Linked DNA regions of Homo sapiens: region 1 is linked to region 2. The links are chromatin loops, found by intact Hi-C in ENCODE. Cell type or tissue: ascending aorta. All regions are shown on one strand. Each heading gives the region's core, and the rest is flanking DNA. Links, peaks and the distances in the headings are about the cores only. Region 1 overlaps MYH10 (myosin heavy chain 10). Region 2 holds the start of MYH10 (myosin heavy chain 10).

Region 1 (15,767 bases), core at 3,488-11,487, 87 kb after region 2:
GTGTTCCTCACTTCCTAGGTGGGATGGCAGCCGGGTGGAGACGCTCCTCACTTTCCAGACTGGGCAGCCAGGCAGAGGGGCTCCTCACATCCCAGATGATGGGCGGCCAGGCAGAGACGCTCCTCACTTCCCAGACGGGGTGGCGGCCGGGCAGAGGCTGCAATCTCGGCACTTTGGGAGGCCAAGGCAGGCGGCTGGGAGGTGGAGGTTGTAGCGAGCCGAGATCACGCCACTGCACTCCAGCCTGGGCACCATTGAGCACTGAGTGAACGAGACTCCGTCTGCAATCCCGGCACCTCGGGAGGCCGAGGCTGGCGGATCACTTGCGGTTAGGGGCTGGAGACCGGCCTGGCCAACACAGCGAAACCCCGTCTCCACCAAAACCAGTCAGGCGTGGCGGCGCGAGCTTTCAATCGCAGGCACTGGGCAGGCTGAGTCAGGAGAATCAGGCAGGGAGGCTGCAGCGAGCCGAGATGGCAGCAGCACAGTCCAGCCTCGGCTCAGCATGAGAGGGAGACCGTGGAAAGAGAGGGAGAGGGAGAGGGAGAGCGAGTAAATTCTTTAAAATGATCAAAGTGTTGAAAGAAATAGAAAAAGAAAGCAGCAGGCAGTACCCTGTAGAAGTTAAATGTGATGTAGACAAGAATAACGGGACAGGGTGACCTGCAGAAATTCTCTGCAGGAGAGCAAGAGAGCCAGTCACAAAGAAAGCTGGGAGCATATTTGCATATCTGTTATAACGATAAATAGCCCTGCTATTTTGAGCACTCCTGAGAAATATTCTTTGGCTCTCAAGAATGCATTTGTCAAAAGAGTAAGTTCTCTTTAATTCATGTCTCCTACGGTACAGTAGTCAGTGCGGGTACCTGTTACAATAGTCTGCTGCGCCACATCACATCATCATTCTAAAGGCAACTTAACCACCAAGCAAGCTGGCTTGGAGAAAGTGTTTCAGGGCCTTTGCTGGGCTCGGGACGTGCTTGGTCCACATCACTGTATCTTTAGCTTATGTCCATGGTAGTTTTCATATTCACTTCATAGTGTTTGCTGCAAACTACTTGCTAAGATAGGAATATAGAATATGAGTTTAAAAGCTTTCCTTCAAAAAAGAGGGCTAAAATATTTAAATCTGAAAACAATAGAGTTTTGTCATCTGGACAATTGACATCATTTCGCAGATAACCAATTTCAAACAGAATATTGTACAAACTGCCATCCCCAAAACTCCTGTTAAGGTTTTTGCGTTGTTAACATCATCATTTTCCTTTGTTGGTACAGATAATTAAAAAAATGTATGTTTGTGTATTTACATGAATATATAAAGAAAAAAAACATTTTGCTGGCAATGGGTTGCATGGTGACCACTGCTCTCCTGTGACACTGGCACAGTTTGAATGCAGTTATGGCTTAGTTGTCTTCATGAGTATTTATCAAATTTTCTTCCATTATATTTCCTTTTAGCTGATTTGCTTCTTGAAGGATTTAATAACTACAGGTTTCTCTCCAATGGCTATATTCCTATTCCGGGACAGCAAGACAAAGATAATTTCCAGGAGACCATGGAAGCAATGCACATAATGGGCTTCTCCCATGAAGAGATTCTGTGTATGTGTGATTTCTCTAAGATTCTGGTACTCACTTTCCTAAGACTTATACATCTGGGGTAAATCACCTAAACTAGAAAATGACTGGGAAACTAATGAATTGTATGAAATCCTGAAAAGACATGTCTTACTGAAAAGTTTTGTATAGCTAATTTTTAGCACAAAATAAATGAGAATATGTCTCCGCTACATTTTGAGGCAATATTAATTTTTTTTTTCTTTTTATCAATATGAAGCAATGCTTAAAGTAGTATCTTCAGTGCTACAGTTTGGAAATATTTCTTTCAAAAAGGAGAGAAATACTGATCAAGCTTCCATGCCAGAAAATACAGGTAAACTGATGAATACTGACTTTATTTCTGTTTCGATGGCTTGTTGTGCTCTCTAAGAAGGTGTTACAGTGCAAGCGTAAAAGCACCTCTGAAGCATTTCTGAAGGGACCCTTGAGTAGAGTGACAACATCGTGTATTTACACGAGGGTTCCTCTGATTCTATAAATGAGGACAGGGGACAGGGTGTAGGATGAAAAGGAGCAGTGGTCTCTGCCTTAGCATGCAGGAGGCCTTGGGAATTGAGGGAGGAGAACTCAGCCGCAGGAGGTCACACACTTACCTGAGAGGGTGGTGCAGCTGCCGAGTTCCAGCCAGTGTGCACCTTGCCAGGATTACAGGCCCAGTATTGCCAAATATAAGTGACTTTTCAAAGAAAAATGGAAATCTAGATCTTAATAGGAAATATTCCCATTTTTAAATGTCGAAAATGGTTTTAAATTTGCATTGGTCAGGAACAAAAGTTTGTGACCCAAATATATATATATAATATATTATTAAATATATATTTAATATAAATATATAAATATAATATGGATATAAAGTATATATTTATTAAATATATGTATATATAATATACATATATATTATATATATATCAGTTTGCTTCAGATGGTCTGGAGAGAAAAAGTGAGGAATCTCTATATTGCCTTGACTGCTTGATTATTCTAACAAGTTAGTTATCTTGCCTCATGGAGGCATCCGCAGTCCACTGTGGCGGGTGAAGGCTGACATAAAGTCACATTATCTGCCCTTGAAATAATCGTTTTTTATAACCAATTTGAGGCTTGATAACAATTTAATTCTGTGTGGCTCTTCTAAGGGGCCTGCCTCTCCTGCTGCTTCTTGGTCACCATTTTCTGGCCAAGCTGTGGCACCTCCTATTAGGGCTGTTGATTTCCAGGACCATTCATCTGTCATTCAGTCAAAGTAGTTTGATTGGCGGTTGGGCCTCCATCCTCCGTATGGCTTTTCCATGGTTAAATAGACTTAAAATGGAGCCATCTAAAATGCAGAGTAAGGCATATATTAGTATAGCTTGGCTTTGAAATTTTTTAATGACCCATAAATAGAGGAGGATCAGGTCACTCTTGTAAAGGTAAGGAGGCTGGGCATAGTGGCCATGTAGTCCCAGCTACTCGGGAGGCTGAAGCAGGAGGATGGCTTGAGCCCAGGAGTTCTAGGCTGTCGTGCTATGCCCGTCGGTTGTCTACACTATGTTCAGCATCAGTATATGGTAGCCTCCCAGCAGTAGGGGACCACTAGGTTGCCTAGGGAGGAGTGAACCAGCCCAAGTTGAAAATGGAGCAGGTCAAAACTCCCGTGCTGATCAGTAGTGAGATCATGCCTGTGAATAGCCACTACACTCCATCCTGGCCAACATAGTGAGAACCTGCCTCTAAAAAAATGAATAAATAGGCAAGGCAGTCAAATGCTGACTAGCCATCTCTTGTAGCCTAAAAATGAGTGTGTATTAATTTGAAAAGATGGAAGGTATTTTTCATTAGACCTAAAACTTGTCTGATTTTAAGACTTTTATTTATTTCTTAATACAATTTAATTGTTACTAAGGTTTTTCCAGTGTTTATTGAATATATTGTGAGTAGATTGTAAGTAAAAAATGTAGGATTTAGGAGACTTTTTACACTTCAGTTGCGCAGAAGCTCTGCCATCTTCTTGGGATGAATGTGATGGAGTTTACTCGGGCCATCCTGACTCCCCGGATCAAGGTCGGCCGAGACTATGTGCAAAAAGCCCAGACCAAAGAACAGGTAGGTTTCATGTTCATTGTTATTACTGATTTGTTTGAATGATAAGCCATGGCCATTTGGCCTTCTGATTGACATGTAACAAACTGAATCAATATAAACTGTCTTACATGGGTGTTTTTAGGTACTAAATGAGTTTTTTTTTTTTAAGTATATTTACTTTTTCGTTTTCGAAAAAATTTAAAAGGGGCCGGGGCCGGTGGCTCACACCTGTAATCCCAGCACTTTGGGAGGCTGAGGTGGGCAGATCACCTGAGGTCAGGAGTTTGAGACCAGCCTGACCAGTATGGTGAAACCCCATCTCTACTAAAAATACAAAAATTAGCCGGGCGTGATGGCATGCGCCTGTAGTCCCAGCTACTCAAGAGGCTGAGACGGGAGAATTGCTTGAACCCAGGAGGCGGAGGTTGTAGTGAGCTGAGATTGCACCACGGCACTCCAGCCCAGGCAACAGAACGAGACTCCGTATCAAAAAAAAAAAAAATTTTTTTAAAGGTGATTTTTTAAAAAAAGTAAATGTCAAATTATAATCTCTAGTTTTCCCCAGGTAGATAGATAATCCAGTAGACAAATCTGCATACTTCGGGAACCAGACCAACACAAGGGCCCCTGCCGCCTTGTCCTTGTGCTGGGTGGTACAGCAGAGAGAAAGTACCAGCTTAACTGAGCTGAATCCAGGCGGACAGTGCTACCCAGGACCCAGGCGCATGGGGAGGAGCTTATTTTTATTAGGCGTCTTTACCCATCCCCCAAATTCGTTATTCCCTGTGTTCATTTAATTCTTCTAATATTGCCTTCTATTGATGTGTAAAATTGAGACATGATTAAGCAGTGAATGCCATCTCAGGTTTTTTGAGTGCTGTATAACATTAAATTCCGTAAAACAGCTATTTATGCTTTGTTGAGATTGTTTCCAGAATAAAAGGTTGTTGTGATTTAATTACAGGCAGATTTTGCAGTAGAAGCATTGGCAAAAGCTACCTATGAGCGGCTCTTTCGCTGGCTCGTTCATCGCATCAATAAAGCTCTGGATAGGACCAAACGTCAGGGAGCATCTTTCATTGGAATCCTGGATATTGCTGGATTTGAAATTTTTGAGGTATTCTTCCCCCTCTTCCTCTAGCTCGTCCTTCTTTTTGTTTGTTCTTTTAACAAATATGAAGGCTTACTGTGTGCCCAGTACATACGAGGCACCAGGGATACAGTCCCTGCCATTCTAGTAGAGCCAAACAATAAATGGCAAATAATCAGTGAATCCGCAGGTCTGTGAGAATGCACTGAAAGGGTGCTGTGATAGAACTGGGAGGCCAGCTTGAGATAGCTGTTCAGGGAAGGTTGCTTCTGCATTGGCAACAGTTAGGCTTACTTGAAGGATGAGAAGCTGCCAGCCTCGGTCAGTTTCCCGGCATAATGAGAGTAATTCCAGTGGTCCTGTATGGGACAGAACTTAACAAATGTTCTAAGCTGCTAGAAAGCCAGTATGACTGGATATAGCTGACCAGAGGGAGAGAGGAGTTGGAGACGTGGAGAAGAGCATGGGGCCAGGTCGAGAGACCATCAAGGGGGCCACTGTAGTAGAACACGGGCAAGATGACGGGGGCTTGGCTGGGGAATCAGGAGAGGAGCAAAGTGAGAGGGAGGCACCTGGACGGGCAGTGATCTGTGTACTGCAGATATAACCAGGGTTTAACAATAGATTTCACTGTTGATCTGACTAGATTTATCCAAATACTTACTCATCATCAATGCAGAAAAGTTTCACAGTCACACACCTGCTACGGTGTTTCAGGGAGGTGCATAAAATTTGGGGCATCTAAAAATTTATATCTTTATTTCCATAAATATAGATGTAAACTATGTAAATATAGTACGGCACAAATATTAAGTGCTTTTTGTGATCATCTGTGTGTTACTGTAGCCACTATTGGGTATTGAATTGTCTTATTTTAAAATGAACCCCTTTAAAATTATAAGTCTATCCTCATAAATACTGAACCTGCCACTGCCACTCTAAGAGATTGCTTTAAGGTGTTTTGATTTGTAAATATATTAAGAAATCATGAAAAGTGGCTGGGTACAAATTGCATTAAAAAAATCTGTCACTTTCCTCTACATAAACGATCAGAAGATATAGTGAAAGAAAAGACCCACATTTCCAACTGCAACAAACAGACAAAACACCTAAAAATAAATTTTAAAAGAAATGGGCAAGATTTAAATGAAGGCAACTTTACAGTGCTGCTGCAAAAAAGAAAAGAAGACTTGAACAAGTGAGGAGACACACCCTGTTCTCGATGGGAAAATGTGACATTTATGTAGATGGTAAAAATGCTAAGTTGTTCAGTGAGTGTTATTTGTCATGAGAAAAGGAAAGAAAAAGCCTAAATGCCCACCTTTAGGAAACTGGTTCAAATTATTGTGATAGCTCCATACAGTGGAATACTATGCATCCATTATAAAGAATGGGCTGGCTTTATACACTAAGGAAAGATCCCACAACATAACAAGATACATTGTTAAGTTAAAAAAAATCAGGGTCACACACATACACACATTTCTTAATGCATAGCATATTTCTGGAAAGATCACAAAAATAGGAGATACTGGTTGATAATAGGGAGAACAAGTAAGTTTCATTGAAGTGAAACTGGTGCAATTCTTTGTACACTTTGAATTTTCTACCATGCATTATTGATTTAAAAATCAATTAAAATTATAATTGGTAGTTTAAATATGGAAGACAAGTAGAAATTCATTTTTAAAAATACCATTCTTGGCCGGGCGTGGTGGCTCACGCCTGTAATCCCAGCACTTTGGGAGGCCGAGGCAGGTGGATCACGAGGTCAGGAGTTCAAGACCAGCCTGTCCAAGATGGTGAAACCCTGTCTCTACTAAAAATACAAAAATTAGCTGGGCTTGGTGGCAGATGCCTGTAATCTCAGCTACTCCGAAGGCTGAGGCAGAGAATTGCTTGAACCCGGGAGGCGGAGGTTGCAGTGAGCCAAGATTGTGCCACTGTACTCCAGCCTGGGCAAGAGAACGAGACTCCTAAAAAAAAAAAAAAAACCTTCTTTGTAATGGCCCAGGCTAAATAGAGCAATAGGATGTCATCATCCTGAGGCAAAGCAAAGTTCACCTACATGAACATGAATAAGCAGAATCCGGCAGTCTGTAAATATGAGGCTTGTCATGCGTGCCAGAAATACAGTGTTGAGCAAGGCAAGCACTGCCCCTGCCCTCCTTGCATGACCTCATTCTGAAATAGTGAATTTAACAGCTTCTGGAGAATGGAAAAGATTGGAGTGGCTTTTTCAGACTGTAAATCAACTCCTTGGAGATGGGTTAAATCCTCTTTAATTGAAAATCACTTTTTATAATGAAAGAGGTTATTTATGGGCACATGCAGCTGTGTGAACAGTATAGAAGCAGGAAAGAGGTTGAGCACTTCTAGTGTATAGGATGATTAAGAAAATTATACCTATTAATTCACCCATCTATGCATTCGCCCAATCAATTTTTCTCTTAAAAAATGGGCAGAGTTCACAGAGAAGGAACAGAAATGACAATAACATATGAAAAATGCCTAAATTCACTTTATGAGGGCAGTCCAATATCACTTTTGGTATTGCAAAGGTCAAACATTTGATAAGGGAAGGGAATGCTTAGAGAAACGATAGAGAGTCTCATACTAAGCGCATTCCATGTGCCAGGCCTGGCTGAGCTCTCAGCAATTCCATGCAGTAAAGATGACTCTTTTCCTACCTCACCTTAGAGCCCACAGCCTGAGTGACAGTGGAGTGGGACAGAACCAAATGCATTCTCCACCCCAGCTTCAGAAGCGCGCCCACCACCTTGTTCGCCTTCCTTTGCCTCTGGTTTTTCCAAGCCTTTGTTTTTCTTCTTTTTCTTACTGTCTCATTTATTTATTTATAGTCCTTAACCATTCACTAATAAGAACTGAATTGTTTTACTTGCAGAGCATTCAGTTAGCATATTAAGTTTATTATCTTTTCATTTTAGCAGTTCAGTAATGCAGCCATAGACAGTATGTTCTTTCTCTTTACCTTTTCAAAAAGGCTGTGTGTGAGAGAGGGATTGGGAGACCACCCCCCTTGGTTTAGTCACTGTCATTAGATAGAAGCAATCATGTACTTCCTACCTAATTAGTAATGTTTAATGAAAAATTTTTTTATAACTACATAACTAATTATTCCCATTTTCCCTCCACCTCCCCATGTTTGGAAAATTACCCTTTGACATTTGTAGCTGAACTCCTTTGAACAACTTTGCATCAACTACACCAATGAGAAGCTGCAGCAGCTGTTCAACCACACCATGTTTATCCTAGAACAAGAGGAATACCAGCGCGAAGGCATCGAGTGGAACTTCATCGATTTCGGGCTGGATCTGCAGCCATGCATCGACCTAATAGAGAGACCTGTAAGAGTGCTCACTTGCTCGCTGTCTTTCATTTTCCACTCAAGCAGTGACCTTAAGTGGCATAACCCAAGACAGAAATTACCCAGTCTGTTCAGTGGTGAAATAATTTTCTGATCTAAATTTTCTAGGAAGGTGATACTCTGATAAAATAGCTACAGAATTTAAAAGTCAGTAGCATGCCAGTAAAACCCTTCTTTAGCTCTCCTCGCAGCTTGATTCCTGTCCTTGCTTGCATGGGAATACTGGATAGTGGGCTCTGGCTCGCACAGACTGCAGATGGCCCTGTGCGCTGGCATTTGTGTGTACCTTTCAAAGGATGTGGAGCTCCACCTGACACTTTATTTAGCTGAGAACAAGACGTGTCACGTAAATCCATTTTGCAGATAACTAAAGTTTGGCCTTTTAAAGTACAAAGATGTTTTTATTTTGCCAGATTTTTTTTTTTAATTTGAAGTTTTTGTTCTCAGGGAAGTCTTGTCAGATGTATTTTTAGTGGCAATCTTAGAAAGCATCAGAAACTCTTTTCTTGGTGGTTTAATGTTCTGTAAAAATACATAGAACTCATTCACGTTCAAGCTTCGAGTGTATAACTCATTCACTTTTGGAACTCAGCTCCATGTGATCTCAAGCAAGTGTTGACAATCTGGTTCTGTACTCCTTATCAGTTAGCTTTTGCTCAACAAGGTGTCAGCTTCATTTATTTTATTTTGCTATCTGCCAAAATATAAGAAAAACTAAAACATGATTAACCACCGATATCTGTAACGTAGAGGAAGCTCTAACACTAGTTAAGTAGGTATGTTTGAATAACGCAGAGTTTTCTCCTAGGAGGTGCAGCAGGCTTTGAAGCAGTTCTGGTTCTTGCTGCTCAATCTCTGGTTGCCACTTGTGTTCTTCATGTTTGAAGGTGTTGGAGGTCTAATGGCTAGAGATCATGGATGGTACAGTACCTGCAGTCAGGAGGAGCAGTGGCACATCGGGAAGAGGAAGAACCTAGAAGACATTCACCCCTATTAGAGATGTAGTTCCAGCACATTAGAAATTTGAGTTTAAGGAAAGCAATAGAAAATTTTCATTTGGCTTTTATAATACATAAGAAATCATTTTACCTTTCAAGTCACGTTTAGAGCAAAAATCTTAAATTACTTATAGTTGTGAGGATAGTTGCTTCTTTGTAGCTTATAGGGTCATTTAGAGGTGGCATGCTTGTAGTGACTTCCAGGTAACTTGTGCATACACAAGCACATGAACACACTTCATTACATTTCATCACTGCTTTGTTGCCTAAAGAATTGTTTGGGCATTTATGTAAATAAGGGAAGGGAGTATTTCACATTAGTACTATTGATGACTATATGATATGTTTTTTGAGATGCTCATTATATGCGTCCATATGACACTGGAAGTCCTACATTTTAAGAATATAATGATTATGTACCTGCAGTTTTATTTTAGGATGGACGAGAACCCATAAAATTTGCTAGGTCAGTATCTTTATAGGAATAATTGTGCCGAAAGTCTTCCAAATGGAAAATTACCTGTCTTAATTTTTTAAATGTTTTTAGAGTGTTTTTAAATCTAATGGTTTTGTGACCTTTAAATGAGTCTCACAAATATTAATTCTTCTTAATGTTACTTAATTGCATTTCTTTTGCTTTATCCTCTAGGACAAAATACTTTATATACCATTTTTGCATATTTTTTTTTTACTCTCACACAATAATTGTACTCTAAAGGTGAAAATCATGGGGTAAAGTAATTAAACATTTCAACCCTAATAACCAACTCCAAGCAAAAATAGGTGAGGTAGAAGGCCAGGTGCTGTGGCTCCCGCCTATAATCCCAGTACTTTGGGAGGCTGAGGCAGGCAGATCACTTGAGTCAGGTCAGGAGGTCGAGACCAATCTGGCCAACATGGTGAAACCCCATCTCTACTAAAAATACAGAAAATTAGCCGGATGTGGTGGCATGTGCCTGTAGTCTCGGCTACTCAGGAGGCTGAGACATGAGAATCACTTAAACCCAGGAGGCAGAGGTTGCAGTGAGCCGAGATTGCACCACTGCACTCCAGTCTAGGCGACAGCGTGAGACCCTGTTTCCAAACAAAAAAATAAATAAGTGAAGTAGAAAGGGTTTGATGTTTACATTTTTAATTATTTTCCAGGCCTTATGTGTAAATATTGTGGTGGTAGAATAAGATCCAGATAGCAATTTATTGGACCAGGTGTGGTGGCTTATGCCTGTAATCCCAGTGCTTTGGAAAGCTGAGGCAAGAGGATCACTTAAGACCAGGAGTTCGAGACCAGCCTGGGCAACATAGTAAGACTACATCTCTACAAGAAAGTTTTAAAATTAGCCAGGTATGGTGTCATGTGCCTGTAGTACCAGCTACTCAGGAGGCTGAGGCGGGAGGATCCTTTGAGGCCCTGAGTTGGAGGCTACAGTGATACGGTCACACCACTGCCTTCCAGCCTGAGTGACAGAGTGAGACCCCATCTCAAAAAAAAAGAAAAGAATTTATTAAATCCTCAATTATGGCCTGGAAATGCAGATTGGGGGTGCCATGGGGATATGAGATAGTATATAGCATGGCCTTGGTCCTCAAGAACCTGATCTTGAAGCCAGAAAACAGAACACAACATAGTGGTGAGCTCATTGGTTCCTGGGTATGACTCTAACTGATGCTCTGTGAATTCGGAAAAAGGCAAAGGCCACAAAGTAGGCTGGCAGTGTTGTGGAAGGTATTACAGGCGTGGATGCTGTGCAGGGAGCATTCCAGGGATGAGTTTTATGGTCAGAAATCAGCAGGTGAACAGCACGTTGAAAGTGGTATTTTAGGGAAGTTATTTGGCGAGTGTCCTAGTCTGTTTTCCGTTACTATAACAGAATAAGTAAGATGGAGTAATTTATAAAGAAAAGAAATTGATTTCTTGTAGTCTATAGGCTGGGAAGTCCCAGGTCTAGGAGCTGCATTGGATGAGGGTATTCTTGCTGGTGGGGACTCTTGGCAGAGTCCTAAGGTGGCACAGGGCATCACATGTTGGGGGGGCTCATAAGAAATGGCCAAACTGGCTTTTTTATGACAGACCCGCTCTCATGATAACTAACCCACCTCCTCAACAACCCATTGATCCATGAATGAATTAATCCATTTACTAGGAAAGAGCCCCATGACCCAGTTACCTCCCAAAGGTCTTATCTCTCAACACGGCTGCATTAGGAACCAGGTTTCCAACATGTGAACTTTCAGGGAACACATTGAAACCACAGCAGCCAGGGCATTCAGAAAGTATTGGAGCTGGGAAGTCATGATGTTCCTAGTCACCAGTTATGCCCAGACACTGACGGGCAATGAGTAGAACTAGGTAACTCGTTCCTTCTTTCCTTCCTATCCTCTTTGTACTGGCACTTCTAGGCTCTTCCTTCAGCCTTTAGAGTGGACCCTTTATTCCCTGCCTAAATAGTCCTAATTTATAGGAGAGATAGCTCAGAAAGGGGAGGGAAGGAATTCAAGATTTAATGCTGACTCACTCTTTACCTCAATTTGAGGATTATTCTACTTATTCATAGAAATATCTGATTAAAAAATAAAAACATGGCCAGGCACAGTGGCTCACGCCTGTAATCCCAACACTTTGGGAGGCCAAGGCGGGCAGATCACTTGAGGTCAGGAGTTCGAGACCAGCCTGACCAACATGGTGAAACTCCATCTCTACTAAAAATACAAAAAGAAATTAGCCAGGCGTCGTGGCGGTTGTCTGTAATCCCAGCTACTCGGGAGGCTGAAGCAGGAGGATCGCTTGAAGCCGGGAGGTGGAGGTTGCAGCGAGCCAAGATCGCGTGACCACACTCCAGCCTGGGGGACAAGAGCGAGACTCCGTCTCAAAAAATAATAATAATAAAAAATAAAAACATAACATTTTGTAAACCCCATGAGAGTTTATGATGATGGGGAATTTAACGACAGCCTGTGGAATGACATGGGATAATGATCCCATTGATGTTCCTTGCAAAATGGAGAGTGAAAACAATACTTTCTAGAAGGAAAATGCTGTAAAAACATCCTCTGTGGTGGCACCTGACAGGCCCGTGCCAGGCTTAGCTCATCTCGCATAATCCCAGCCCCTGCCTTGCCAGACTGTGGGCTGGTGGCAGGCAAGCCTCTGAGTTCACAAGCTTTCACAAAACCTATGACCAATATTCAGAAACACAGGCTTCTAAGCTTACAGCTCTTGGAAATACCCGGTTCAGAGAAGGAATGATAATAGAGATCTTGACATTGAAGGATGAAGTGGAAAAAATGAAAAGGAGACACAGTAATGATATTCATGATCATGCTGTCACCAAGTCATTTAGAAAAAAATACAAATTTTTATTTGAGATACTGTGTCAGAATTTAGGAAAATTCTCATTAAAAGTGGTTAAGAATGTAAAAGGGTAAAAGGAGGATGTTTTTGTTATATTAATATTAATGTGGAACTTCCTTTCTCACAGTTGTTGTGTGATTAGGGTGGATTGAGTTACCTGCCACTCTGAGCTCCTCTAAAGTGACCTAATCCCAGTTGCTTCAGATTACTGTCTTCTTTTTAGCTGATCTGAAACCCTGACAATTCTTTCAGGTGGAGGAGCCCTGGGGTAAGGGTCTCCATTGCAGAAGGGTTCCCTCAGCTTCCACCCGCTGGCATTCAGATCACCCATCCCTTTCTCTGACCACTTTATTACACTGTTTCATTTATATTTAACCATAGCCTCTAGCTACTTTTAAAAACAGCATTTGTGTGTATTGCCAACTCTTTGCCAGTAAATATGAAAGCTTTGTGAGTTGATGAGAACTGATCTTAGAGTCTTACTCAAACAGCTGATTTCATGAGTGTGCCCTAGAACTGGTACGAGTTCAGTTTTGTATCACACACTTGCCATATTTGCAGTGTGACAATAAATGATGGCCCAGAAGCACTAGAAAATAGACCATCACTATTTAAATATCTTATTTAGCTTTCATGTGTCATTTACCTCCAAAAAGGAAGTCACTCCAGACAATGGTGAGCTCTAGGCCTTTTTAAAAATTGAGACATAATTCACAAACCATGAAATCCACCCTTTTAAAACTACAAGTCAGTGATGTTTGTAGTATATTCACAAAGTTGTGGAACCATTACCACTACCAAATCCTGCCACGTTTTCATCACCCCAGAAAGAAACCTCATACCCATTAGTGGTCACTCCACATTCTGTTCCTTCAATCCCCGGCTGCCACTAATCTACCCTCTGTCTCTATGGATTCATCTAGCGCTTTTTTTTTTTTTTTGAGACAGAGTCTTGCTCTGTTACCCAGGCTGGAGTGCAATGGCACCATCTCGGCTCACTGCAACCTCTGCCTCCCAGGTTCAACCGATTCTCCTGCCTCAGCCTCCTGAGTAGCTGGGACTACAGGCATGTGCCACCACACCCAGCTAATTTTTGTATTTTTAGTAGAGGCGGGGTTTCACCATCTTGGCCAGGCTGGTCTCAAACCCCTGACCTCGTGATCCACCTGCCTCGGCCTCCCAAAGTGCTACTTTTTTTCAATGAAGTAATAATTGCATCACATAAAATGGGTTGTCAAATGCCTGTTAAAACAAATATATAAGGCAATTGATGACTGACTTAGTTTATCAATTTCCATATATTCTACTTAATAATAGTTTAAAATATTTCGCCAAATATAAAGTGATACATTTAATTTAAAATTACTTAAACAGAAACTTAAACTGATTAGGATATAAAATGTTTGAAGCATTCTCATTAGTTGAGGTGTTATAATGATTTCTCCAGCCAGTCACTGAACATGAACATTCAGTTTCATCTCTCCACTTCCCACTGCGTTTCTGGCTTCTTTTATTTGCCACTTTTGTGGGGCCATCTGCTTGGAATTCATTTACTTGCAATTTACATACAGTATTTGTAAGTTTGAGATAAGTTACTCCTCTGTTTTCTTGTTAGTACTTATTTAGCAGTTTGAGATGTCAGTGTTTGAATTATAAACTTGTTATGGCTTAGACATTCCTTTCCATCCTAGCAATTTGTTTTCCATGGATCTTCATAAAACTAATTGTTTTAGAAGTTTAAGTGCCAGACTCAGTAGTATTAAAGTGGCATGCAAAACTTGTGAATTCTTATTGCCTGTCATTATCAGGCGAACCCTCCTGGTGTACTGGCCCTTTTGGATGAAGAATGCTGGTTCCCTAAAGCCACAGATAAAACCTTTGTTGAAAAACTGGTTCAAGAGCAAGGTTCCCACTCCAAGTTTCAGAAACCTCGACAATTAAAAGACAAAGCTGATTTTTGCATTATACATTATGCAGGGAAGGTAAGAGCTCTTATGTTGAATAACTGGATTAAAATGGCTGTGTTTGAAATTTTGCTACATTTTTATGAAGGTGTAACAAAGGTGCTGATAAACATTTATAAACAAATACAGTATATATTACAAACATATTGTCTTTCAGACAGCCCATTTTGGGGACTGTTGTATAAAAGTTTCTGGTTGAGGCTTAAAGTGTTTTTGTTTTTGCATTTGGTTTTGTGTTCTCCATTTCACCACTTTTGGCTTTGGTGCGGGATAGGTGGACTATAAGGCAGATGAGTGGCTGATGAAGAATATGGACCCCCTGAATGACAACGTGGCCACCCTTTTGCACCAGTCATCAGACAGATTTGTGGCAGAGCTTTGGAAAGATGGTAAGAAAGTGCTTATCTTTGTAATCATGCTTGGCTGGAATCTTTTATAATTAAGGTTTATAGATGGTTCTTTTACATATATATGGATACATATAACTTCTTACTTTAAAATCTTTCTTTCCCTAGAGCAGGGCTGCCGTTATATCGGAATTTATCCGTTTTAACAATACTTGGGTTAAGAAATGAATACAGAGACAGCTACCTTCTTGGTCAGATGTTGTAGGAGTACAGAAACATTCTAGGCCCGGAGCCACAAAGACGTACACGTATGACTTAGGCCACCACAGTCCCAAGTCAGTTGTAATCCAGGAACACTGGAACACAAAACCCGAGAAGGCCTGCTCATTCCATTTTCCCTGTGTCAGGCCTGCTGAGCTCCGTCCTTCCTCACCACCCGCACCCGCCGCGACACCCAGTGGCTGGTGGATAAACTCAAATTGCCTGCATACAGATCAATTGCTCTTCTTTCCATCAGTCCTCATAGTTCTTTTGTTATATGAACCTCAGTTGAAGAATTTTGGTGATTTTTATTGTAGACTAGAAGATTTTACTAGTATCAGAAAATCAAAATGTCTCTGTGTCTCTATGCATTTTAGGAACCAGTATCTTCTCCTAGAGCTCAGCTCACCTGCTACATTTCATCCTGGCTCTGTTCCACCTCTTTGCCTGGCTTCAGGCCATGCAGGACCTTAGCCCTGGATCTAACCCTGCCTAGACCTTGACCCTGAGGCCAGACCTGTTCAGTAACCTGGGTCACATCTGCTTTCTCTGTAGCATCTTAAGCCTTGTAATCTAGCTGTCTTAGAGGTAGAGGGAAAGGAATGGAAGCAGAGAAGGGCAAATGGAAGCAGGCAGGCTGAGGGCAATTGGGGCCAAAGGAAAGAGACAGGAATTGAAGAATGGAC
Region 2 (15,767 bases), core at 5,349-13,348:
TTCCTGCCAGGAGTTTACAGTCTAGCACTGTGTTGTCCTATATGGTAGCCACCAGCCACATGTAGCTGTTGAGCACTTACAATGTGGTTAGTATGAATTGACATGTGCTGTAAACCTAAAACACACATCAGATTTTGAATACTTAGCATGAAAAAAAGAAAGTGAACTATCCTAATAATCATTGTTTTCATTGATTACATGTTGAAATGTAACATTCTATATGTATTTGCTTATATATGATTAAAATTAATGTGAATGGTGTCTTTTTACTTTTTAAATGTCTCTACTGGAAAATTTTAAATTATATATGTAGCGTGATTGGTGGCTCACATTCTATCTCTATTGGACAGTGCTGGTTTTTAATGAGGATACAGGGATAGAGGGTAAAAAGTGTAAGGATTTTTAATAGCTGTTTTAATGAAAGTGTGTACAGGATATGGGGAGGGACTGTTTTTAGTCCGGGAGGCCATGAGAAGAAAGAGGAAGGGAATCAACTTACGATGTGTCAAGCATTGTGCCAGGCACTATAAATATCCTTATGCACTATGGTAGGCACTTCAATATCTTCACACATTGGCTTGGCACTTTAAATATCTCACTTAATCCTGACAGTGGCAATCACCGCAATCTGACCATATCTTTCCACCCGTTGGCCCCTCCTTAGTCCAAGTCACCATCCACTCTGAGCTGGGCTATCTGCTGCTGCAACCTGTTAACTGGCCTCCTCCGACTCACTTTAATCCATTCATCCACCTTAGGGCCAGAATGAGCCTTCTAAAACACAAACCTGGTCATGTTACTCCCCCAGTTGAAACTCTCCCACAGATCCCCCATTGAGCTCTGGATAAAATCTCCCACTGAGCTCTGGATAAAATCTAAGTTCCACATCATGGTTTACATATACAGCCGGCCCGCCTACCCTCTCTGTTCCATATCTCCCTCTACCTCCGTGCTTCTTCTCTTTGTTCTAGCTACTCTCAACTTCTTCCTGGGCTTGGAAAGCCCTGCATTCTTTTCTCTCTGTGTTGGTCTCTCTGACAGAATTTTCCTCTTCTCTTTGTCTGGTTAACATTTTATTCTTCAGATTTTATATATATATATATATATATATATATATATATATATATATATATATATTTTATTTTTGAGACAGAGTCTTGCTTTGTCGCCAGGCTGGAGTGTAGTGGCGTGATCTCGGCTCACTGCAAACTCCACCTCCCAGGTTCAAGCGATTCTCCTGCCTCAGCCTCCCGAGTAGCTGGGACTACAGGCACACGCCACCACTCCCAGCTAATTTTTGTATTTTTAGTAGAGATGGGTTTCACCATGTTGGCCAGGATGGTCTCGATCTCTTGACCTCGTGATCTGCCCACCTCAGCCTCCCAAAGTGCCGGGGTTACAGGCATGAGCCACTGCGTCCAGCCCAGATAATATTTTTAATATTACTTTCTCTAAGAAGAATTTCTGGAACCCCCACCATTCTGAGTTAAGTGGCCCTCTTAACTCGGCCTTGGATCTTGCAGTGTTTTCCATAATGTAGCACTGGCGATACTATATTGTATTCTCCCAACCTTTTTGGATGAGAGGCATCTATGAGAACCTGCTAAAAGCTAAATCTTCTCTCCAGAAAAAAGAGAACATGATAAATTTTGCACACAATTTCAGAGGTTTTATAGAACTCCGAAAACCCTCTGGGTTTCTGGGCACTCTGGATTTAGAACTTTTGCTCAATTGCAACTATCTGCCTATCTGTTTACTTTTCCTGCTAGACTTTATGCTCTTCGAGGGAAGGACCATGTCTACGTTATTACAGGTATTTCCTCAGTACCCTGGCCCAGCCCATAGACACAAAAGATACTCAATAACTATTTGTCACAGGTATGGCTTGACTAAGATGCTAGGGGGATAGGATTATCATGCCTTCATTTTCCTTTTCCTTATTATTATTATTATTAATTATTTATTTTTGAGATGGAGTCTCGCTCTGTCGCCCAGGCTGGAGTGCAGTGGCATGATCGTGGCTCACTGCAACCTCCCTGTCTGGGTTCAAGCGATTCTTCTGTCTCAGCCCCGCGAGTATCTGGGATTACAGGCACGCGCCACCACACTCGGCTAATTTTTTTGTATTTTTAGTAGAGATAGGCTTTCGCCATGTTGGCCAGGCTGGTCTAGAACTCCTGACCTCAGGTGAGCCACCTGCCTCGGCCTCCTAAAGTGCTGGGATTACAGGTGTGACCCACTGCGCCTGGCTTATTTTTTTTTTCAGTGGGTTTTGAGGTACAGGTGGTTTTTGTTTACATAACGAGTTCTTTAGTGGTAAATTCTGAGATTTTAGTCACTCGTCACCTGAGCAGTGTACACTATACTCAATATGTAGTCTTTTCTCCGTCACCCTCCTCCCACCCTGCTCCCACCATCCCGGAAGTCCACTATATCACTCTATATGTCTATGCATCCTCATAGCTTAGCTCCCACTTATAAGTGAGAACATGCAGTATTTGGTTTTCCATTCCTGAGTTACCTCATTTAGCATAATGCATGCCTTCATTTTTCTAAACCAAATTAAATCTGACTTAGCCAAATCCTACATGGTTGATGAGAAATGTTAAATTAGCAATTTTCAGGAACCTCTTCTCCTGGGTTTTTTCAGATCTCCAGAGCTTAAGTGCCTCAAGAAAATTCTGGAAGTTTCTTTTTTTTCTCAACTCATTGAAGCCTCTGTTTTTACCATCACTCCTTCTGCTCAAGATATCACAGTTGAGCACTGATCTTTCTCACTGGTCTGGTGTTACTGCCCTGAGTGGGCTGTGAGATGACCATCACGGTAGTCCACGCCCTGAGGTTCTACTGCTTCCAGGAATCATGTTCAAAGGGTACCCCTGTCTACACTTCTAGACATCCCAAACCTCCCACGGCCTTACCACCGTCAAAGGAACAATTCTTCAACTCAAAAACACTACCCTTTTTATCTCTCTGGGATGATCTCACATGAAGCCCCCCAACACGTATGGCAGAGACTGAAAACTCAAATAAATACCTAAAAAGATGGGGCAAATAATGTTAATGAGCATAGTGGGTCAGCTTTAAGAGATAACAGGGGCTGGACACCGTGGCTCGCGCCTATAATCCTAGAACTTTGGGAGGCTGAGGCAGGTGGATCATCTGAGGTCAGCATTTCAAGACCAGCCTGGCCAACATGGTGAAACCCTGTCTCCACTAAAAATATAAAACTTAGCCAGGTGTGGTGGCACACGCCTGTAATCCCAGCTACTTGGGAGGCTGAGGCATGAGAATCGCTTGAACCCGGGAGGTGGAGGTTGCAGTGAACCAAGATAGCGTCACTGCACTCCAGCCTAGGCAACAGAGCGAGACTCCATCTCAAAAACAAACAAACAAGCAACAACAACAAAAAAACAGACAGCAAGGAGCGGCAGTGACCAAGGCACCCTGGGAAGCACACACTTTGTCTAAAAATGAGCAGCAGCCAAGGCATCGACAAATTGTTGCTTGAATTTCCATACCTTCCAATTTTTCAAGGGAAGCTAGAAATCTCGATGTTCATGTGACAGCTCTTTTCTTCTTTATTTTTCAAATATTACCTTATTAAGGTATATTTTGCATATTCATATAATTTGCAGTGTATAATAATTTTTTAAATAAATTTACCAAGTTCTGCAACCATCACCATAAATCGGTTCATCAACTCAATCAGATCTCTCATGTACATTCACTGTGCTGACCCTCCTCCCCAGCCCCAGTCCTCACCACAGGCAAATATTCTATTTTCTCTACAGCTTTTTTTTTTTCTTCTTCTTCTTCGTTTTTTTTGAGACGGAGGTTTGCTCTGTCACCCAGGCTGGAGTGCAATGGCACGATCTCAGCTCACTGCAACCTTCACCTCCCAGGTTCAAGCGATTCTCCTGTCTCAGCCTCCTGAGTAGCTGGGATTACAGGCATGCCCCAGCACGCCTGGCTAATTTTTGTATTTTTAGTAGAGACGGGGTTTCACCATGTTGTCCAGGCTGGTCTCGAACTCCTGACCTCATGATCCACCCGCCTCAGCCTCCCAAAGTCTTGGGATTACAGGCATGAGCCACCACGCCTGGTCTACAGCTTTGCTTTTTATGGGCATTTCATATAAATTGGATGATACAATATGTGGTCTCTTGTGTCTGGCTTCCTTCACTGCGCATGATATTTTCAAGGTTTACCTATGTTGTTGCATGTACTCATAGTTTCTTCCTTTTTATTGTTGAATGATATTCCGTTGTATGGATAGACCACTTTTGACTATTCACCATGCTAATGGACCATTCGGTTGTTTTCATCTTTTGGTTATTATGAATAATGCTGCTATAAACATTTGTGTGCAAGTCTTTGTGTCCACACAGGTCTTCCTTCTTTTTTGGTAGACACCTAAGGGTAGAAATGTGGGATTATATGGTGAATTTATGTTTAAATTTTTTTTTTTTTTTGAGCCAGAATCTTGCTGTTACCCAGGCTGGAGTGCGGTGGCACAAGCTTGGCCCACTGCAACCTCCGCCTCCCAGGTTCAAGCAATTCTCCTGCCTCAGCCTCCCGAGTAGCTGGAATTACAGGCGCCCACCACCACGCCCAGCTAATTTTTGTATTTTTAGTAGAGACGGGGTTTCACCATGTTGTCCAGGCTGGTCTCAAACTCCTGACTTCAGGTGATCCACTCGCCTTGATAGCTCTTTGTTTCTTTATGTTTCAAATATTACCTTATTAAGGTACATTTTGCATATTCATATAATTCGCAGTGTATAATAATTTTTTAAATAAATTTACCAAGTTCTGCAACCATCACCATAAATCAGTTCATCAACTCAATCAGATCTCTCATTTACATTCACCGTGCTGACTCTCCTCCCCAGCCCCAGTCCTCACCACAGGCAAATATTCTATTTTCTGTCTCTACAGTTTTTTTTTTTGTTTTTCTGTTTTTTTGTTTTTTTTTTTTTTTGAGACGGGGTTTCACCATGTTGTCTAGGCTGGTCTCAAACTCCTGACCTCAGGTGATCTACCCGCCTCGACCTCCCAAAGTGCTTGGATTACAGGCGTAATCCACTGCCACCGGTCTTATGTTTAACTTTTTAAAAAAACTGTGGTCAAAAACACAGAATACATTTAACTTTTTAAGAAACCACCAAACTATTTTACAAAGTGGCTGAACCATTTTCCGTTCCTGCCAGCAGTGGCCTAAGGTTGCTGTTTCTCTACATCCTCACCAACATTTATTATTGTCCATCTTTTTTATTATAGTTATTCCAGTATATGTGAAGTGGGATCTCATAGTGTTTTGTTGTTGTTGTTTTGTTGTTGTTTGTTTGTTTTTGAGAAAGAAAATAAAAAAATTTTTTTTTTCTTTTTGAGACGGAGTCTCGCTCTGTCGCCCAGGCTGGAGTGCAGTGGCACAATCTTGGCTCACTGCAACCTCCATCTCCTGGGTTCAAATGATTCTCCTGCTGCAGCCTCCTGAGTAGCTGGACTTGCAGGTGCCCACCACGACACCCGGCTATTTTTTGTATTTTCAGTAGAGATGGGGTTTCACCATGTTGGTCAGGCTGGTCTCAAACTCCTGACCTCAAGTGATCCACCCACCTCACCCTCCCAAAGTGCTGGGATTACAGGCGTGAGCCACCGCGCCTGGGCCTTCATTGTAGTTTTGATTTGCATTTCCCTAATGGCTAATGATATGGGATAGTGCTTGGTTTTTAAATGTTGGAATTCATTCAATTTTTTTTAAAAAATGCTGTATATCCTGTACAGATGGAACAAAACAAGTTCAGGGGCTGGAACTGCCCTGAGGGAACAAATATGGACTTCTGACCTAGACCCTGCAAAACAATAGTCTGTGAACTTTTTCTTTTGGAGATAAAAGCAGCCTAGACCGACAGCAAAAATTACTAGAGAGAGAGAGAGGAGAAAGATTCCTCAGTCTTCTGTAATAAACATGTACACTAGAAAAAGGGACAATTTTCAATCTATTTATAATGCCACATTTTGTTTACAGGAAATCATTATGCTCCATCTTCATGAACGAGTCTTTTAGGTATACATTTGTATCCCCTTTTGAGAGATGAGGTTAAGTAATTTGTGAAAGGCAAAGTTGGATTCAAAGCCAGGTCTATCTGCTTCTAAATCCTGTGCTTTCTTCATCAAGATGGCAGCAAATTCTGGGATGAAGCTACATGGTTGGAACTGGAGTCAGAGGAGGCTGCCTGGGATGGATGATAGATATATAGTGGGGCTAGGTGTTGGGAGAAAAAGAAAGGAAAGAAAGAGATTGCAAGAGTGGTTCCATTCACAAAGAAGTTGGGAAGAGAGAGTTTGAGTAGTGGGAAAGGGTGATAGAAGAAAATAGGTTTGGTACCTTCTGCTTTTGCAGTCCCCCTCTCATCCAGGCAGTTGGACATGTAGGGCCCAAGTGCCAAAGAGCCACCAGGGGGAAAGATACATTTGGGGATATTCTCTTTATTATTAATTTCTCATCAAGACTAATGTCTTTATGGTATTTCCTTCTGGTGAACTTCCTGCCCTCCTCTTCTGATGGTCCATTGAGTTTGTGTTAAAATTATGTGAAAGTTGGCCGGGCACGGTGGCTCATGCCTGTAATCCCAGCATTTTCAGGGGCCGGGTCGGGCGGATCACGAGGTCAAGAGATCGAGGCCAACATCCTGGCCAACATGGTGAAACCCTCTCTCTACTAAAAATACAAAAATTAGCTGGCCGTGGTGGCGCGCGCCTGTAGTCCCAGTTACTAGGGAGGCTGAGGCAGGAGAATCACTTGAACCCGGGAGGCGAAGATTGCAGTGAGCTGAGAACATGCCAGTTCACTCCAGCCTGGTAACAGAGCGAGACTCCATCTCAAAGAAACAAACAAAACAAAACAAAAAAATATATATACACACACATATATATACATATATACATATATATACACATATATATGCAAAAGTTTTTGAATTATGAGAAACTACTGACTCTGTGGCTTACAGTGTTATTCGCGAGTGGATGCACTAAGCATAGAACATTGCACTGAGAAATGACTTCGGTGGCTGACAAAGTGGAGACTCAGGCCTCAGAGAGGGAGTCTTTGGTCTTCTCTAAACACATTTTAAAATTCATTAGAGGAATATCATTCATATATTTTGGAAAGTTAATTTGTACTCCATGTGCAGACTGCATTAGAAGGACAGACCTCTTCACAGAGCCAAGTCACAAGACACCTGGACACGGGGTAGTACCCCAGCAGGCAGGTGGGGGTGGGGGACCAGATGCAGCAGGACAAAGGACAAAACAGAGCCTGGTTCGGACTTCCCCAGGAAGGACTCTGCACTCAGCTGCCTTCCAGCCTCTTCTGAATTCCACCAACCCTTCCTTAGGACTTCCTGCCTTGTTTTTTGCTTAATTCACTTTTTGCCAGACTAGACGTTTCCTAGGCTTAGGCAAACACATCATTATCACATGTATTAAAATGCTCCCATAGCCTACATTAATAACTGATTAATAACTGCATCTTGCTGTGAATTTTTATGATCTTGACTTTCAGGTTTTGTATGAATAATTCATTTTGTTCATGTGATTTAGACTTTATTATATTTATATATAATTATGCAAGAGTTTTGTTGCAGTTGCCTAGATTCTGCAGACATTTCATTAAATTTTATTTACTTTGATTTTTCCAGTTTCCTTTCGTTATTTTGGGGCCACTGTTTTTCAGTCTCCAACGTTTTCATAAGCCCTAGGGGATATGACAGCGCTACAGGAATCCAGCCTTATATTCTTAAGAACCTCTCATAGCCCTTCACGTAGGGAGCTCTGATGAATGAATGAAGGAGCGACTGAACGAGTGAATGAATGAGGTGAATAAAGTTTCTTCCAAGTTTTCTCTCCAAGGTCGGTTCTCTTCTCATTCTTCTGGAATCTCAGCCTTGCCTGGAGGCTGGGCAGGAGAGCCTCTCACCCCGCTAACACCAAAACTGCGACCTTGGAGGACCGTGTCCTGCGCCTGGCGCTCGGCCGATCCCGGCAGAGTCCGCCTGGGGCCGGGGTCGGGACAGTGGCCGCAGCGTGGAGCGCAGCCGGGTCCCGGGCCAAACCCTGTGCGCATGGGCGGAGCAGCGCCCTCCCCCGCGTTCCTTCCCCCACTGCAGGTGAGTCGCAGCGCCGCGGCCCCAACCCCGCGCAGCCCCGGGGGTGACGTCAGGACTCTGGACCGCGCTCCGCCCCGCCCCTGCAGGCAACGCTGAGGGCCCGCGACTCCGCGGTGGAACCCCGTCCCGCTGCGGTACATGCCGGCTGCCGCAAGCACAGGGGGCGACCGGGCGCTCGAATGTGCTGCGGCTGCGGCGGCTGCCTGACGCTAGGACGAGGAGTCTGCAGTCAGAGCGCCAGCCTCCTGCCGCGGCCCACCTGCCCCGCGGCCCGCACAGCCAATGTCAGCGCAGCGCGCCGGCCGCCGCGGGGCCCGCACCCGCAGCCTCGCGGGATCGCCGGGCGTTCAGCCAGCCTCAGCTGTCCATCTACGCACGAGCCAGCCAATCCCGCGCCACTGCCCCGGCCGCACCTCCCGGAGCCTATGACGGGCGTAAGAGCCAGCCCATGAGATTGGGGCCTCTGTGGCCTGGGCTGGGAGCGGGAGCCAATGAGCGTCATTCCAGGTGGGTGGAGGGAGCCGGACTCGGGAAGGTAGCTTCGTTCGGGTTGCTAACGTCTTCCCTTGGAGATGGGCGCGCAAACCAACCAGTGGGTCTGGGGGCGGCGGTGATGGGCGTGGAGCTGGCCCAATGAGGGTAGGGGTGGGTGGGGCAGCCCCGAGCAGCAGTGCTAAAGGAGCCCGGCGGAGGCAGCGGTGGGTTTGGGACTGAGGCGCTGGATCTGTGGTCGCGGCTGGGGACGTGCGCCCGCGCCACCATCTTCGGCTGAAGGTGAGAGGTGCGGCTACCCGGGTCCGAGTGCACGGCCCAGGGCTGGGGGACAGTTTGTGGAGGGAGGAATGGCTCCTGGGCTGAGGGGTCCCGGGCGGCTCTGGAGGACAGGAACGGGGGACCGAAGCGGGAGCTGGGGAAGACAGAGGGGCTTCTGAGCTGTAGGGTTTGTGCTGCGGGGACCTTAGGTTAGTTTGAGCAGGGTCCTGGGCTGGGGGCACTGGGACCTCAGTGGGTGGAGATGGAGAGACTCCCGGAGGAGCGGGGAATGAAGTCCTTGTGAAACCCGCGGGGGTCAGGGCCTGGGTGTGCAGGAGGGCGACCCCTGGGGGGCTGGGGGATGGAGATCTGGGGGTGGGGACGTGAGGACCAGGTTCTCGGTGGGTGGGATCCCTGGGGGCGCGAGGTCGAGGGGCTAGTGTCCCGGCGGAGGTCTCGGCGTGCCCCGCGAGCCAGTGTCTGCCTCCCAGGAAGAGAGGGGATTCTAAGCGGGGCTGGAAAGCGCAGTCCCGGCGGTAGGGTGGGGGGGCGCTGGGCAGGAAGGGCCCCTGCGTGGGTTGCTGGGTGGGTTAGGCCTGGCGCGACCGGTCCCCCGCAGCACCAGAGGGGTTCACCATGGGCTTGGAAGGCGGGCGGCGCGCGCCCGACCCGTGGGTGGAGGGACAGGAGGGCATTGGCTCTGCGCGGCCGGGGAAGCGCGCGGCGGGTGAGGGGCTCCGGAGCCGGCCGCGGGCGTGGGGAGGGTCGGACTCCGCCGGCGCCGGGGAAGGAGCGCGGGAGGAGGGCGTCCTGCCGCGCCCTCCGTGGAGCGCCTAGGCCGGGGGTGGACGCCCTGCGAGGCCCAGGCGGTTTGAGGGGGCGAGGCGGGAAATGTGGCGGGGCGCGCTGCAGCAGGACGGCCGGGGGGAGGGTCAGCACTCGCCTCGGGATCCCTTTATTGTGTAAGCGAGCTGGGAATGGCTCGCCGCAGTCTCTTCATTGCCTTCTGCAGTTGGGGGTCACACCCTGATCCCATAAAATCGGACTGGAATTGGTTCGGAGGGAAGTTGAAGCCGCGGAGTCCTGGCATTTGTGGGGGCTTTGTGGGCCTGTGGTGGGCGGATGCGGCCCTGGGAAGCGGGAGGCCCCCAGCCAGGCCTGTTTGGAACTAGGGCCTTAGGAAGGAGGTTGGCGACTCGGCGGGTCAGACCGGGCTGGTGAGGTTTGGATAACGTGGCCTCTGCCTACAGCCGTTATCTCTGTTTCTTTAGGGCCTCTGCAGCTCCCTTCAAGATCACTGCGGTGGATGGAAGGGGGTGGGGTGGGCTGGGGTGGGGTAGGGGAAAGCAGGCGGGGTAGATGCAGACTGCAGATGAAACAAAGACTGCTGTTTTCGCTGAATAATGTAATACCAAACATAATACTTTGGCTTTGCTGAGATTTTGTTTTTTAACGTTGAAACTGAGGATTCTTTGAGTCAGGTTTAATTATTCTTGATAGTATCTCACTCTGGAAAACTTTATAATCTATTTATTGTTTTATCTCCTTCATCAATCTGCCTTTATTAATTATTCTTTGAGTCCCTTGCTTTTGATGTTTAAGTATGCCCTGCCTGTCTCGGGTTCTGGAAAAGTGGCCATTTTATGCATCTCCTTACTTCTGCATCTTAAATTCAGTTCTTCCCCGTCCTTATCTGGAGAAAGCATATGGTGTAATTGTGCGATATAGCACGAGCTTTGGCAGCAGAAGGATGTGACCCCTGCGAGCCTGGCTTTTCATTTGGGCTCCATAGGGAAATCATTATAACGAAGGCAGCTGAGATGGAAGGTGAGATGGAGGAAATCTTGAAGGGCACGTTGTAGGGTGGAAGACTATATGCTTCAGCGGTTTATGCACTTTATCACATGTGAGGAATTAAAGTTCCTGGTGTTGGATCCTAGTTTTGGAAATATTAAACACAGTATAGAGATATTAATTGGGAGATGGGGCAGGCCATAAGTAGCAATAGTGGCCTTTTGTGTTTGGTTTGTGTTTGTGATCATTGGGTTGAGCAGGATTTTGATAAATTAGCAGACTCGTCCAGCCCTGTCATGTAAGTGACCTCAATGGTAGCAGTACCCAAATTGGGACAGTTCTGTTTTAGCTCATCTGTTATAGATGGATGCTCTGTCATGGATAATTTATCCATCCTTCTTGTTTGCCTTTCTATGTGCAGGCCGTTCATAAAATTGAATTGTTTGCCTCTGTCCACACTCATAGTAGGTGCTGGGAGGGATTTGAAAAGTTTGCTGGGTGACATTTCATTGGAAGTGAAAAATGACCTGGGGGTGGAGCCCCAGGGGTGTGTGTGTCAAACCACTGAAAGGGATGGCAACTTTGGCTCTGTAGGGGGCTAATTCATACACAGATAAATGATTTAATTGTAATTAGGCAGCAATTTAAAATGACACTAATAACCCTCAGACCATCTTTATGTTCGCTAACAAAAAGATTCCTGTTTGTCTTTATTTCCCCTAAGTTATGGGTATCTTTTTCTATAAAATATATAAAACCTTTGCCAGATGATTCATTGGTTAAGCCTATACTTTTTAAGCCGTAATTGATTGGGTTTTTATTTAGTAGAAAGGTAGTATATAGCATTGTACACTACACACCCTTCAAAATTTCCTCCATGTCACCTTCCATCATTGTAGTGTGTACTCTGGAGCTGAACTCTGAGTTTAATCCCAGCTCTGCTACTTGTTAGCTGTGTGCCCTTGGGCTGGTTATTGGCTTTCTCTGTACCTCAGATTCCTCATCTGTAAAATGGAGATATTAATAGTGCCTACCTCATAGGGCTGTTGTGAGGATTAAGAGTTGATGTATGTAAACTGCTTAGAATAGTGCCTGGCCATAATTAGTGATATATGACAATGGTATCTGCTGTTTTAAAAATCATAGTGTTGTCCTTCCTGCAAAGCAAATCACTGGTGAGTGGTACACTGTTAAACACCAGTATTATCCAGATTGGGTACCAATGTATTATGGAGTGAAATAAATGTATTTGACAATTACAAGTGAAGAATTAAACTGAACAAAATATCTCCAATGGTCTCATGAACTCTATCAGGTAAACAATAATATGAACACTTAACAGCTGCAAAGCCCTCTGGTACAACGCAGGGTAGGGTAAGAAGAAAGTCAGGAGAACAGTACAAAATGTTAGGAGAAGGAAAAGGATTAAATTGCCACATTGACCTGAAAAGAACTTCTGAAAGGATGGCATTTGGGTCAGGAGTTGAAGGAATAATAGCTTTTTGGTTGTGGAGAAGTTGAATTTCACTATGAGGGTTGGGACCATTCACGTAAATATTGATCAATAGGTACAGATCCCCTGTTATATACCAGGGACTAGACAAAATGCTCAAGATACAGCGTGGAACAGATGACTCTCCTCATAGTGTTTAGTTGTAGAAGAGACTGAAAAGGTGAAAGTCATTGGTAATCCTACTACCCAGTAAAGACCCAATGAATATTTGTTCCGTTTAAAAAAAAAATACACACGTGTATGTAGTTTTCCCCACAAAATTGGGAACATGCTGTGTAATTACACTTTTGTGTTCTACTGGGTTTTTTAAAATACTAAATTACAAGCATTTCCCCATCTAGAAAAAGTACTGATAATATGTAAGATGTCCCAATTTGATAAAATAATTTTAAGATATATAATCTACTGCTTCTAGACCTGTTCTAGAAGTTATTTGTTAAATTATTCTAATTTATAGTCACCTGCTAAATTTAAGCATCTAATTACATGTCCAGTGTAAAATTTAAGAAGTGTGTGCGTGTCTACTGACAGCAAGACAGTTTCCTAAGTGCTCTGTAGGATATGCAGTTTACACCTGATAAGAATAGTAAGAGAAACTTGTCATATTTTGTTATAGTTGAATATTTTCTTTTAATAGATTCTACCCTTCTGAAAGGTGGAGTGTGTATCCTATTATTTGTTCTCAAATTTACCTGTGATGTTTCCCACCTTGAAGCCATGCCTCCTTTCTTCTTTTTTTTTAAATTTTTTATTTTACTTATTATTATTATTATTATTATTATTATTATTTATTATTATTTTGAGACAGAGTCTCATTCTGTTGCCGAGGCTGGAGTGCAGTGGTGTGATTTCAGCTCACTACAACCTCTGCCTCCTGGGCTCAAGTGATCTTCCTGCCTCATCCTCCTGAAGAACTGGGACTGCAGGCCTGTGACACCAAGCCCAGCTAATTTTTTGTATTTTTTGTAGAGACGGGGTTTCGCTATGTTGCCCAGGCTGGTCTTGAACACCTGGACTCGAGCAATCTACCTGCCTCGCCCTCCCAAAGCGCTGGGATTACAGGCGTGAGCCACCCCACCTGGCCTCCTTTCTTTTTACCAGTGTGCAACGTTTAAGTTGGAAAGAGACAACTTGTTAATAGTGTTATTAGACCAGTCCCTAGAGGCTTTTAAAACTGTTATGCAGAATGTACATGTATCTATGAATGTTTTCTGTATTGCCCTCTCCAAAGAGGATGTCTTAGAAGACTAATGCAAGTTTAGGTATAAAATGTGTTAGCAATTTTATTTGTATAGAAGTTTTAATAACATTAATCACATGTTGTGTGATTTTTTGTTTCATCTTATTTTGCGGTTTTTGTTTTATCCAAGTCTATAACCTTTAAGACATCAACATGTTATTTAAATTGTTATGAATTAGTCTAGAATTTGGTTTTCAACCTCTTTTTCTACTCTAACATACCTGCTGGTAGCAGTGGCGCACCATGGCAACCACAGAACTTTGGAGCAATGGTTGTCAAATGTGTCCCAGGACCAGCAGTGGCAGCAGCATCTGGGAACTTGTTAGAAATGCAAATTCTGAGGCTCAGGCTGGACGCGGTGGCTCACGCTTGTAATCCCAGCACTTTGGGAGGCCGAGGCAGGTGGATCACCTGAGGTGAGGAGTTCAAGACCAGCCTGACCAACATGGTGAAACCCCATCTCTATTAAAAATACAAAAATTAGCGGGTCATGGTGCAGGCCTGCCTGTAATCCCAGCTACTTGGGAGGCTGAGGCAAGAGAATCACTTGAACCCTGGAGGCAGAGGTTGCAGTGAGCTGAGATTGCGTCCACTGCACTCCAGCCTGGGCAACAGGGTGAAACTCTGTCTCAAAAAAAAAAAAAATAGTTCTCAGGCTCTACCCTATACCTACTGAATCAGGGACTCTGGGATAGAGCCCAGCAATCTGTATTTTAATAAACCCTCTAGGTGCTGCAAATGCATGCCTGAATTTGACAGCCGCTACTATAGAAGATGAGTGTTTGTAACGCATTACATTGCAACAAGTAATTTCTGAAGAATCTTAGCTATTTGGTTCTAGTAAATTATTTTTTTAAATTTATTTTTGTTTGTTTTTGAGACGGAGTCTTGCTCTGTCACCCAGCCTGGAGTGCAGTGGCACGATCTCAGCTCACTGCAACCTCCGCCTCTCAGGTTCAAGCAATTCTCCTGCCTCAGCCTCCTGAGTGGCTGGGATTACAGGCACCCACCACCACGCCTGGCTAATTTTTTGTTATTTTTGGTGGAGATGGGGTTTCACCATGTTGGCCAGGCTGGTCTCGAACTTCTGACCTCAGGTGATCCACCCATCTCGGCCTCCCAAAGTGCTAGGATTATAGGCATGAGCTACTGCACCCAGCTGGTTCTAGTAAATTATTAGTAGTAGTTAAAGGGCTAGATATGCACCAACACGCCTGGCTAATTTTTAAATTTTTCTGTAGAGGCGGGATCTTGCTATGTTGCCCAGGCTGGTCTCAAATATTTGGCTTCAAGCACTCCTCCCACCTTAGCCCCTCAAGTTGCTGAGATAACAGTTATGGGCCATTGTGCCCAGAAGTTGGTTGAATGTGTAACCACTATCAGTGATTAATCTTTTAGGATACAGATAGAGCCCTTTAGAATCTAGAGAACGTTATAGCACATATATACACACGCTAAGTGCATAATATTTTTATACCATTTCAGGGATTTTGTTGAAGTTGAGATTAGCTGATGGACTCAAGAACCTCTTAACAACCTTAGACTACTTTATGATTTCCTCTTGCCTACAAAGAACCTCTAGCATTTTTGGCTAGGGGAGTGGAGTGAACAGAGGGGAGAAGTGGGGATTTGATAGAGCAAGAGTAGGTACTCAGTTGGCTTCTTCTGTTGGTTTGAATGAAGTGATGGAAGCCATGCCTATGAAATTTATAATAACCTGGAATTTGGAGTAGCAGCAAAAATGTTTAAGTTGGTATCAAATCCCAAAAAGATCCTGTCAGGCAATCATGATGAGTCACATTAGAAAGATGATGGATGTAAAATCCTGCCATTTGGTCCAGAAAGCCAGTGCACAAGTAGAGGAGGGGACATAGCTTAGCCACAAAGTGATGGAGCTTCCTCTGCTAGCCCTTTGTGAGCCAATGGTAAATGGGTGCTAAATAAAACAACTAGGTCTTGAGATACATTAATTGTAAATGTCACAGAACCAGTACTTTCCTCAATGTGGCTAAGATAGTTGATGGTTCCTTTTTCTTCTGCACTGGTCAGACCATATCTGGGCTATGATGTTTGCTTCTGGGCCACACACTTTAGAGGGAAGACAAGCAGCATGTTGGAGTCTGTTTAGGCGAGAGATCCGGCAGGGGAAGGAGTCTTGGTGAATGAGGGGTGGAGGAGCTGCAGGATGGGAATAGAGGCCTGAACTGCTACCATGACATATTCAAAAGGCTGCCGTGTGAAGCCAAGTTATGCTTGTCTTTTGTGGTCCCAGTTGATCACATTAAGACCT

The links. A loop is a pair of places that touch in the nucleus more often than their neighbours do. Peaks named below come from ENCODE experiments on the same cell type or tissue, not always from the same donor. Only the 100,000 strongest peaks of a DNase experiment are listed, where the experiment ranks them.
Region 1: it touches region 2 in a loop (2.0-fold over the local background); 3 of 110 quality-filtered maps call a loop at or near these places.

Annotation. Positions count from the first base shown.
Region 1 is chr17:8,534,482-8,550,248 of GRCh38, reverse strand. It overlaps MYH10 (myosin heavy chain 10), which reads left to right. Exons shown (of 43, transcript NM_001256012.3): 10 at 1,462-1,605; 11 at 1,841-1,936; 12 at 3,587-3,705; 13 at 4,649-4,801; 14 at 7,969-8,142; 15 at 14,318-14,491; 16 at 14,748-14,862. Among named protein-coding and RNA genes, the nearest start is that of MYH10, 88 kb to the left of the region's middle. RefSeq lists an enhancer at 6,744-7,038. In ascending aorta, for the core only: no CTCF peak of the experiment used is centred there; a DNase peak (open chromatin) is centred at 6,898; H3K27ac peaks cover 5,643 bases.
Region 2 is chr17:8,623,838-8,639,604 of GRCh38, reverse strand. MYH10 (myosin heavy chain 10) reads left to right here and starts at 8,880. Exons shown (of 43, transcript NM_001256012.3): 1 at 8,880-8,951. RefSeq lists enhancers at 7,180-7,474, 8,173-8,950, 8,951-9,728, 9,729-10,507 and a silencer at 8,009-8,688. In ascending aorta, for the core only: a CTCF peak has its summit at 8,842; DNase peaks (open chromatin) are centred at 8,224, 8,664, 9,254, 9,434 and 3 weaker places; H3K4me3 peaks cover 6,248 bases; H3K27ac peaks cover 6,119 bases.